Linked DNA regions of Homo sapiens: region 2 is linked to region 1. A link is a loop called in an ENCODE intact Hi-C map of the cell type or tissue named here. Cell type or tissue: MCF 10A. All regions are shown on one strand. Links, peaks and the distances in the headings refer to the core of each region. The heading gives the core; the rest is flanking DNA.

Evidence for each region. A loop is a pair of places that touch in the nucleus more often than their neighbours do. Peaks named below come from ENCODE experiments on the same cell type or tissue, not always from the same donor. Only the 100,000 strongest peaks of a DNase experiment are listed, where the experiment ranks them.
Region 2: a loop joins it to region 1, with 11 times the contacts of the local background. A loop is called at or near these places in 11 of 110 quality-filtered maps.

The regions. Positions count from the first base shown.
Region 1 is chr4:84,964,245-84,969,630 of GRCh38, forward strand. It overlaps WDFY3 (WD repeat and FYVE domain containing 3), which reads right to left and starts at 2,446. Exons shown (of 68, transcript NM_014991.6): 1 at 1,965-2,446. WDFY3-AS2 (WDFY3 antisense RNA 2) reads left to right here and starts at 1,372. Exons shown (of 4, transcript NR_152775.1): 1 at 1,372-1,614. In MCF 10A, for the core only: no CTCF peak of the experiment used is centred there; a DNase peak (open chromatin) is centred at 2,487.
Region 2 is chr4:84,811,697-84,817,082 of GRCh38, forward strand. The region is part of intron 13 of WDFY3 (WD repeat and FYVE domain containing 3); the gene reads right to left. Among named protein-coding and RNA genes, the nearest start is that of WDFY3-AS1, 18 kb to the left of the region's middle. In MCF 10A, for the core only: no CTCF peak of the experiment used is centred there; a DNase peak (open chromatin) is centred at 2,885.

The DNA.
Region 1 (5,386 bases), core at 312-5,311:
ATCACTTGAGGCCAGGAGTTCAAGATCAGCCTGAGCAACACAGGGAGACCCTCATCTCTACAAAAAATAGAAAAATTAGACAGGCATGGTGGCATGCACATGTAGTCCTAACTTCTTGGGAGGCTGTGGGAGAAGGATCACTCGGGCCCAGAAGTTCAAGGCTGCAGTGAACCGTGATCGTGCCACTACACCCCAGCCTGGGCAACAGGGCAAGACCCTGTCTCTAAAAAAAGAAATAAATAAATAAATTAAGAACAACTGATGTAAACTTTTAAAATTGCAAAGTTGAGCAGTGGAATTTAAGAATCTCTTCAAAGCAGAGAATCCAACTAATATTGAAATATACTGTCATTTACTTTTTCAAAAACAGATTATGCAAGAGTAGAACATTGTATTTTCTAACTTATCCCTCCTTTTTGGAGGTGATACAAATTTTTTGAAACATTTTTTTTTTTCTTTACAAAAATTGTTTTCTCTTTGTTGCCCAGGCTGGTCTCTAACTCCTGGCCTCAAGTGATCCCCCAGCCTTGGCCTCCCAAAGTGCTGGAATGACAGGCATGACCCACTGTGACCCACCAAAAGCATACATATATTTCAGATGAATCCATTTTAACTCATGGAAAGAAACTAGCAGTAGAAACCTCTTTCTAGCAGCTTGAGATAGAATGGTTCAAAGTATTAACATACTTTACTATTGCTCAAATATCATAGGAAGAGTTCTCAATTCTAATGCAATATATATTTTTAAACATAAAAACATACCAACCTAATTCCTATACTTAAGAGTCTCATGATAAAGTTTTATTTTTTTTAAAGTCGGATTTTTTTACTAGACTTATGCACTAATACAACATGTTTTTCTATAAATTAGCACATTTTTAGTTCTGTTTTATGTTATGTTTGTTACGTCGCCTGATAGTCGAAACCAGTTGTTCTCAACCTGCTACCAAATACCAACCTGGAAATATGCCACTATTTAAAAAGCCCGAAGAATAGGGTTTTGTTTTTCCTTTTTAATTGTTTGGTGTTCAAACTACATAGTAAACCAGTTGGCAACCATTACTGAACAAAAATAGTTTTTCGTATGCATGAGCACCATTTTCCAACAGAAAACACTTAACCATTTTTAAGGTACTGGAAGTCCATGCAAGGGTTCACATATGCAGTAAATATCCTTTCAATCTGGTTGTATCACATTGTTTCTGTGAAAGGAAGACCTGATATTGCAGATCTCACAATTAAATGGTAAAAATCAATGAAAAACTGCACCTGAGGCTCAAACACTAGCCAGATGGCCTTTGGTTGGAAAGGTCTCATCTGCTTCTTAAATCCCGCCGTAACTGTGAATGTTTGCGATGCCACCACATCCCCAGTACAAGAGAACTGGAGCATCTCTGGCTCCTTCCATAATCGAAGGGCTTCCAGCGTAGGGCGTAGGGGGAGAGGCCCGAAGCCCTGGAGACAGCGCCCGAGGGATGGAGGCCGCGCTCGGCTGCGCTCAGGTCCGGGTGGCTCCGGGAGCTGAGACCCCGCAGGATGCAGCGGGGGGGGGCCAGGGCCTGATCCCCTACCCCTGCGAGCCAGGGCCGCCTACGCCCCCACTGCTTCCCACAGGTAACGTCCAGCCCTCTCCTCCCCTATCCCCCGAAATATCCCGGTTCCGCTCCGCTCCGCTCGCCGCCCGTGACCCCGACCCCGACCCGTCCGCGACGGCGCCCTCCCCAGGAGGCAGCGGAGGACTAGGGCCAGGCCGCCCACCCTGGCGGCGGCGGCGGCTCCCGGCCAAGGCGGACCCTGGGGAGGACAGCAGCTGGGCCGCGGCCTGTCCCTAGGGGGAGCGGGCGCAGGGCCGCGAGTGGGCAGCGCCTCCGCCCCGCACGAACAAAGCGGCCAGGCGCGCCGGGCCGAGGCAGCACCGCCTCTCCGGGAGCGCGGGGGGCGGGGAGGATGGCGGGGGTACTCACCTGAGGGCCGGCGGAGGGCGCGGGCGGGACAGGCCCAGGAGACGGGACCGCGGCGGGCCGGGGCTCCGCGCCGAGGGCGCACGGGCTACGGGGAAGGGGCGACCGGCGCGACGTCCGCGGCGGGGCCCGGGAGCCCCGCGCCGCGGGCCGGGGGCCGGGGCCCGAGCTCGATTCTGCGGCCGCGAGGTATGGGAACCGGTCCGCCGGGCCAGGCAGCGGTGCTAGGCAGCAGGGGCAGCGACGCCGCCGCCTTTCCCTTCTCCTGCCCCCGTCCCTGCTCCGCCGCGTCCTCGTCCTCGCTGGGTCCCCGCCGCCGCCGCCTCAGCCTCGGCGCTCCTCGGGTTTCTTCTCTCCATCAAGGCCGGGCCGACCCGCAGGGACCATCCCGGAAAGTGAGGGGTTGTTGCCGTTTCCCGCAGCTGTTGGTGGCCATCTTTAATCCTCCTCCTCCTCCTGCTTTCTCCACCTCCCGCTGGCTGTCTGACTGACTGACTGGATCCTCCTCTTTCCCCTCCTGCTCCTCCTACTGAGCCGGCCGCAGAAATTGCAGCCGCTCAGCTTCTACCCCCTCCTGCCTTTCCTTCCTCTTTCCTTACTTCCTTCCCTTCCCTCGGCTTCCCGCTCTTGCCTCACTCTCAGCGGCTGCCTTCGCCCCTGTCTGCAGACAGCGCCGCTGGATGCTCCCAGCTGGACTTCAACCCCACTCCTCTCAGTCCCTCTCCCCACTGCCTTCCAGACGCGCCTCTTCCCCGCCCCGCGCCCCTCTCTCCTCTCCCACCCCTGCCCCTCTCCGCGGCGCTCACCCTCCTCAGTCCCAGTTTCTGAAAGGACTCAGCTGAGAAAGGACAACTGGGTTCCGCTTTCCTTAACCCTACACCCTTTAGCTGGATGCTGTCAGAGGCGATGGAGAAACGCAAAGGTGCGTTAATTTTACTCTAGCCAGAGTATAAAAGAACTGCCCACGCCAGCTATTGTACTACGCAGCTTCGAAACTCCTGCACGCTCTCCTGTGTGGCTCCCGTCCGTGATGGGACTGTAGTTGAGGAGCTCGGTCTCAAATGGTGCCTTCCGTCAGTGACCTTGAGTCGGTTGCCTAAGATTTTAGATTTTCCTTTTCCTTCCTGGGAGGGGCATTATTTATACCTTTGCAGTCCCACAAACAGTGTTTAGACCAAATAAGTATCCTTTAGTAAACCTAGAACTGCCAAGTGATCATCATTTTGCCCGTTTGTTCCTACTCAACCCAGCAGACAATTTGGGTCACGCTTCAGTTCTGGCAGTAAAGACAAACTGAGTCAGCAGTTAGGAGTGGACTCCCTTAAACAACAGAGTTAGAGTGGGGAAGTGGTCATAACATCGCTGTAATCACAAACTTGTTTTTCCTAACACTGCAATCTACAGAAGTTTCAGGATTTCCTCTAATAAACATAAGGCAAGTTGGATTTGCTGTTTTCTTCTTTTTGACGATTTTGCCTTTAGAGTTGGACCCATTTGTAATGATTTACTCGTCAATTACTCCAAGATAACAAAGTTGGAGGTAACATTGCTAACAAACACAGGTGATATATATGAGCACTTTGTGGGGGGGGGGTGTCACAGTTTTTCTTCTGTGGGGCACTGGCTATTAAAAAAAAAAAACACCTTGCCCTTTCAAAATAAGACTAGTGTGTTCAAAGGTTAGTCCCTTAAACAGACCAAATGTGGGCAGAAATGTTTTTAAATGTAGTTTTAGATTCTACTTCAAAATGAGTAATGTTTTGAAAGTTCAAATATAAGATTTTGTAATTATAACAATTTAAGAGTTTCAAATCTCTTTGAAAAGAATATGCCAAAACAAACCTAAAAATATATTTTAGTAAAAATACCGGTATCCTTTGGTGGGGGGCGGAGCAGAATTCTAATATTTAATCCTCACGAAGTAACCTTAATTAACTGTTAGGTTCAAGATTTCAGTTGCCATCTTTCAATGCCAATAATTTTTCCATTTGAAATCAACAACCTATACTAACATCTACAACTCTTTTAAACCCAAATAAAGTATTTGAGACAGCATTGTACAATACGTTTTGAAATAAATTATTAAAAACAAAGCACCTATGTGGGGGTGTGTGTGTGCATATGCATGTACATGTACTTTTTTTGTTCTTTCCCTTTGGCCTTTTGGTGTTTATTCTTTATTTAGATTTTGTGTTCTTCCAGTCTATTTCTAGGCAAAATACCACAAAATTCTTGACTCTTAAATATTCACTTATAAAACTGTATGTATAATAATTGGAGAAAAAAGAACGTTAGATAACATGAATATACACTGCGAAAATAGGCTGACTTCTTTTAAACATTAAGACCACCATGCATTTTTAAAGGAAGATTTTCAGTTAGAGGTTTCAGGACTCTTGTCATTGTGATTTTATTTACACTGAGGGAGGAAGAGTTACATTTTAAAATACTATAATTATATTTTTCTGTTAAAACATATATTGCAATAAAGTTCACAAATCTATCAGTATGCAAAAGCAGCCGTTTTCATATTAATGTCTTACAAACTCACAAAGGTTTTTCAGTGATAGACATAAAAATAAATGTACCAAGTTTTTTTTTTCTTTTTTACTGAAGCCACATAAACGTAAGTACTGTAATAATGGAAAAATCAGACCCTTCACATTTACTTTTTTACAGCTCTGTCATCATTACAGCCTTTAGTCTTTGTTGCTGGCTAACTGTAGTTTCACTGTCATCTTAGGAATCAAGTACGAAAAAAAAATGATCAAATCAGGTTTTCCTGCAACATGATTATTGTTTCATATGTATTCACTCTCAGATAAAGTCAAGGTCCTCTATAAAACAAAGAATTGTGTTAAAGTGGGATAAACCCTTTGTGCAGAGGCCAGATGGAAAGAGATCTAGGCATGTGCAGCAAACTCCTCTGGGAATAGAGGAGCAAGCATGAAGGGCTATTTCTAAACAGTTCTGCACTGGGAGGCTGATCTCCAACTTACAATTCATGAATAAGGTGACTGTGGAGAATGATAACCAAGAGGCTATCTGTGACAATAAGCAAACAACCCATATTTGCTTTTAACATGATTGAAAATTCTATGAACATGAATGAGTGAAACATAATTTTAAAGGAAGGAAAATGGAGATAAAAGGTTCATGAAAAATATCTAAAAGTAAGAGGAAGAAAAAATAATAGAAAACAGCAATTTTGGAAAATTGTTAAATAATACATATTAACAGTTTGCTATTTAAACAATTATTTTCTTTATGTTAACTTTTTGTTAACATGTTTGCTTTTAAGACTATACAGGAAATAATTTAAACTTGGTCAGGTAGCATTATCCCAGAGATGAGCATATGTAATTTATAGAATTTTGAGATATTTATTCCAGAACATAGAGTGCTAAATGATGCTGGGACACAAA
Region 2 (5,386 bases), core at 139-5,138, 150 kb before region 1:
CCAATCATCGCATTTGAAAAAGTCATTTTTTTTTAAAAGATCTCACACATTTCTAATGGTATCTGAAGAATGAAAAGGCTACATACAGGTTGAATATCCATTATTTAAAGTGTTTGGCACCAGAAAGGTTTCGGATTTTGGAATATTTGCACATATACAGTAAGTTATCTAAACATAAAATTCATGTATGTTTCATATATACCTTATACACATAGCCTGAAGGTAATTTTATACAATATTTTAAATAATTTTGCTCATGCAACTTTACCATCACATGAGGTCAGGTGTGGAATTTTCCACTTGTCAGCACTCAAAAAGATTGCAGCATTTTGAATTTCAGGTTTTTGGATGAGGGATGCTCAACCTGTATTAATATATTAGTCACCTTTTGACATATACTGTTTCAGAAGTTATGAAGATTTCATTGTTCACACCTATTCCTTAATATTTTAAAAGACAGAAAATATGCAATCTGTATGTAAATAAAATATAAAAACAATGTTTCTTCCAATAGTCTTCAATCAATAAATTTACATTTTAGTATCTGGTAACAATATAGTTAGTTTCCCTATCTTGTCAAATTTAATAAACTATATGAATACTTAAAATATTTCATATTAACAAAAGACTTAACACAGACATGTATGCGCATGCACGCACACACACACACATACACTCCTTATAACACAGGCTGAAGATGGCTGAACTCAGGATGCTTGGGGTCATATTCTGACTCCAACATTAAAAAGTATTTAACCATCCCAGTTACTTAACCTTTCTGTGTCACAGTTCCCTCTTATGTAAAATGGAAACAACAATAACTAACCTCAAAGGAAATACATGTAAGAACCCTTAGAGAAGTGCCCGGCATATAAGCCTATCACTATCATCAATTTTCAAAAACATACTGGGAGAAAAATATGACAAGTATTATTTTATAGATGAGGAGGGGTGAGTTCAAAGTTAAAGTAACATGTACAAAATGCTATCACTGGTTAGAATTATGACTGAGGTTAGAAAAACTGCTGCTTACGAATCTTAGTCCAATAATTTATATTATGTACTTCTGGACAGGCCCACCTCCTACTTCCTCAAAACTGGTATCTGTTGTTGCTCTGACATTATCCCAAGCACAATCTCAGTATTCGAAAAATTTCAAATACCATGAATAATGTAACTTCCCACTTACATCAATAAATGATGACAAGTAGCAAACACCAAAGCTGCAATGAGATCTGGAGGCTGCTTGGTTAATTAGACAAAATCAGCTATATATTACTTATATTTGCATAAATACAATTCATACAATTCAAATTTGTGCATCAGGAGAATTTCCATGACATGTCATGGAATGTCAGGTTTGTGTATAAATAATTACAAATTAAATGACATAGTTCTGTGGTATATGTCAGTTGAATGGAGGCACTATGTAATTACAAATTAAATTACATAGGTCTGTGGTATATGTCAGTTGAATGGAGGCACTAAGAAGCAATTCTGAATGAAGTAAAAATGGAAATTGAAACTGAGAACCCACATTTTCCCTATTGGCTCTCAGCGCTACTTTTTCCCTTCAAAGCAGAATGCCAGAGCTAGCTCATACCGGCTCTCAAGAGGTCAAGTGCCATATTTTCAGGAATTTTGTAAGTCAGTTGTTAAACGTACAATCATAATTAAAAATTAAGTAACAAATTTACAACTAAGTATTTTACAGACAAAATACTCAAAACTCATCAGTTTCTAATTATTTTCTGAATTTTACTATTATCTATGCTTTTACGTATCTGCATGAGGAAATGCTATATAATGGTGTACTACTGTGCAACTCTTTCCAATCCACATTCAGTGGCACATTAGTTGACTGAATAGGCCACAATGTGAGTATTTATACCCTGGAAATCAGTAAATGCAAAATATCATGACTCTCTCCTGCCCTCTTCCAGCCTGAGAATCAGTTACTAACATTAACCAGAACACTGCCTCAAAATTACGGGTCAGCCAATTACTTCTTGTTGGCTTTACTTACCAATATTTAAAAAATCCAATTAATAAGGTACCAAAAGAGGAGAAAATGGTATGTTAAAAAAAAGTTGGCAACCTTAGCATCTTTTGAAGCCATCTATGTTCTCCCAACAATTCCTTCAAATATAAAATGTTCTTCAAATATCGACACTCATGTGGATATCCTTTTTGTCTAACAGATAAATTGCGGTGAGATTAATCTTGCTTTTAAGATGCATATTCAAAATTGTCATTATACACCATCAAAACATGATGAAATATATGACAGCATAAGGAAAGAAATGCTATTTTTTCATTACCAATGAAACATTTAATTGAATAAAAGTAAAAGAAAATAGAAGTAATAACTACTAATGTCTGTGGCTGGAATGGGGTATGTAGGAAACTAGTATATGCCACCCCAAAATACGCCACTATGGCATAAGGATTATTTTCAGTTGAAGGCAATTGGGAAGAAGTAGATATAAGAAAACTCTCTGCCATCCCCTATTTGATGAAGTCAGACCCTTCCCAGCCTGGAGACAGCAAAGAAATGCACACAACAAACTACCAACTATTCTTTATCTACCATTTATTTGCCTTCCCACAAGTTGATATCCCTAGAGTCCGTTTCCTTTATGTCATCATTTCTCTAAAAATGTACTGTTCTTTGCGGAGAATGCTATACAGTGGTCCCCCTTCTCTGCAGTTTTGCTTTCCTTCGTTTTAGTTACCTGTGCTCAAACTTGGCCTAAAAATATTGAATGAAAAATACCAGAAACAACAATTCAAAAGTCTTAAATTGTGTATTGTTCAGAGTAACATGATGAAATCTCACACTGCCCCACACCACTGTGACTCATCCCTGTGTCCAGTGTACATATGCTGCAAAAGCCACCTGCCTGTTAGTCACTGAGCAGAGTCTCGGTTATCAGAGCAACTGTGGAGGTTTCCCAGTCCCTGTGTTCAAGTAACCCTTATTTTACTTAATAGTGGTCCCAAAGCACAAGAGTAGTGACACTGGCATATTGTTATAATTATTCTATCTTATTATTGGTTATTGTTGTTAATCTCTTACTGTGCCTAATTTATAAATTAAATGTTATCACAGGTATGAATATACACAGGAAAAAAACATAGTATATATAGCATTCCATACTATCTGCAGTTTCAGGCATTTCTGGGGGGTCTTAGAATGTATTCCCCCGAAGATATGGGGGGACTACCATACAAAATGGAGTTCTAAGCCACCTCTTTGAGAATTAGTTATCTTTCCCTGGTTGTTTCCCACGCACATATGAGGTAGACATGTTAATAAACTTGTTTGTTTTTCTCTTGTTAATTTGTCTTTTGTAACACTGGTCTGTCCTAGTTAAGAACTCAGCAGGTAGAGGAAAAATAATGTTTTTCTCATCTACAGGTGAGAGTACTAGTAGAGGAAGTGAAAGGAGATGGAGATCGGGTCACAAGGGCCTTGGAAGCAAGGTTAAACACACTGGTTTGTCTGTTATTATTTTAATGTCATTTTAGACTTGAAGAAAAACTGCATAAATAGTTCAAAGAATTCACAGATATCCTTCATTCAGATTCTTGAAAAATTACCATTTTACTTAATTTCTCTCTTTCTCCCCTTCCCTTTTCCCCTAAAAGCTTCAGTGTTTTTCAAAAAAAGGAATTCTCTTACTACTCACAGTACAATGCTCAAAATCAGAGAACTAACGTTCAAACAATACAATTATTTTATCTACAGACCTTGTGTTTTTTCCAAATCCCAATAATATCCTCCATAGCAAAGGAAAATACAAGTTCATGTACTATATTCAGTAGTCACTTCAACCTCTACTTTTTGGAACAGTTCCTACGTCATTTTTAATTTCATTTCATCTCCTTTTTCTAAGAGTTTAGGCCAATTATTTCATAGAAAGTCCTCCAATTAGGATTTATCTGATGTTTTCTAATAATCAGATTCATATTATATACTTTTGGGAGGAAAAAGTACAAAAATGAGCTGAATTTTTCTCAGTGCTTCCTATCAGGAGGTGTATGCTATTCATCTGTCCATCACTGGCAAAGTTAATGCTGATCATTTAGTTACGGTAGGGTCCATTGTAAAGCTAATATTTTAGCACTCGAAATTAAGAAATATCTTTTAAGGATAAAATTTAAGAGTACGCAAAAATCCTTTCACTTCTAAAACTTTCATCTACTATCTTTAGTATCCAGTGATGAATTTTACTTGAATCAATTATTACTACGATAGTTCATAAATTGTGATTTTCTTTGACTTTTGACTATAAGTAAGAGTTTTTCCTCTTCTCTATTTGTTTGATTGTACTTACTTAATTGCTTATTTTCTTTGATCTCTTCTTTACTTTTTCAAGGCTAACTGAAATGTTTTAGGCTCATTTTGTTTCTTTCTCTGCCCTCGTCCTGGAATCAAGGAGGCCTGAATCCTTACAACGGAAAATTGTATTTAGAAACCTTGCATCAATCAATAAATTAAAGAACATAAATTTTAATGGACTTCTTTCACTTTACTCAGATATTATTTAAATACAAGAGCAGGTTTTTAGTCACAGAAAGAGAAGGCTATGTCTCTTTTTATTAAAACAACTATTATTCACAGCAGATAAGCTGAAAGCACAGCTTTACAAAGAGACTACATGGGTTCAGATCTAGACTCCTCTACCTACTAGACAGACATATAGAACTTGGGAAAATATTTCAACCAGTCTGTGTTTCAGTTTACAGTATGTAAAGCAGGGACACTAATAGTATTTATTTTTATCATAAGGATTAAATAAGTAGATGCAGATAAATGCATACAACAGTACTAATAGAAAGCAGTCAATAAATGTTAGCTACTATTATATCTGGAACTTGGAAATTTTTAAAATATATCATTTAATATTTAATAGTCTACTTTTCCATTACTCCTTACTTGCATTACTAAATTCACTTCTAAATGAAAGTGAAACATTCGATTATAGTTTGATTCTAAAAATTTCTTACATATCATTTCTTATAATATCAATAACCAGTAATATGGGAGAATGTGAGTGTATAAATCTGTATAAAACAATGGTGCTGTGGAAATAAAACGGGTATTGAAATCTGGGGGTCGGTTCTACTAATTAAAAGTCACTTAAGTGAACAAAATCCATGTTATATGATTTCTCTAAACCTAAGTTTTCTCATCTGCAAAACAGGGTGCTACTTAATTTATAGTATTACTAAGGAGTAAATGATAAAAGCATATGTATAACTCCTGGTATATTGTTTGATATCTACTAGAATATCCATTACTTACATACATACATATATGCATGCATGTGTATAAAATGCCAAATCTAACATTCATTTCACAGATGCATAACACTATGAG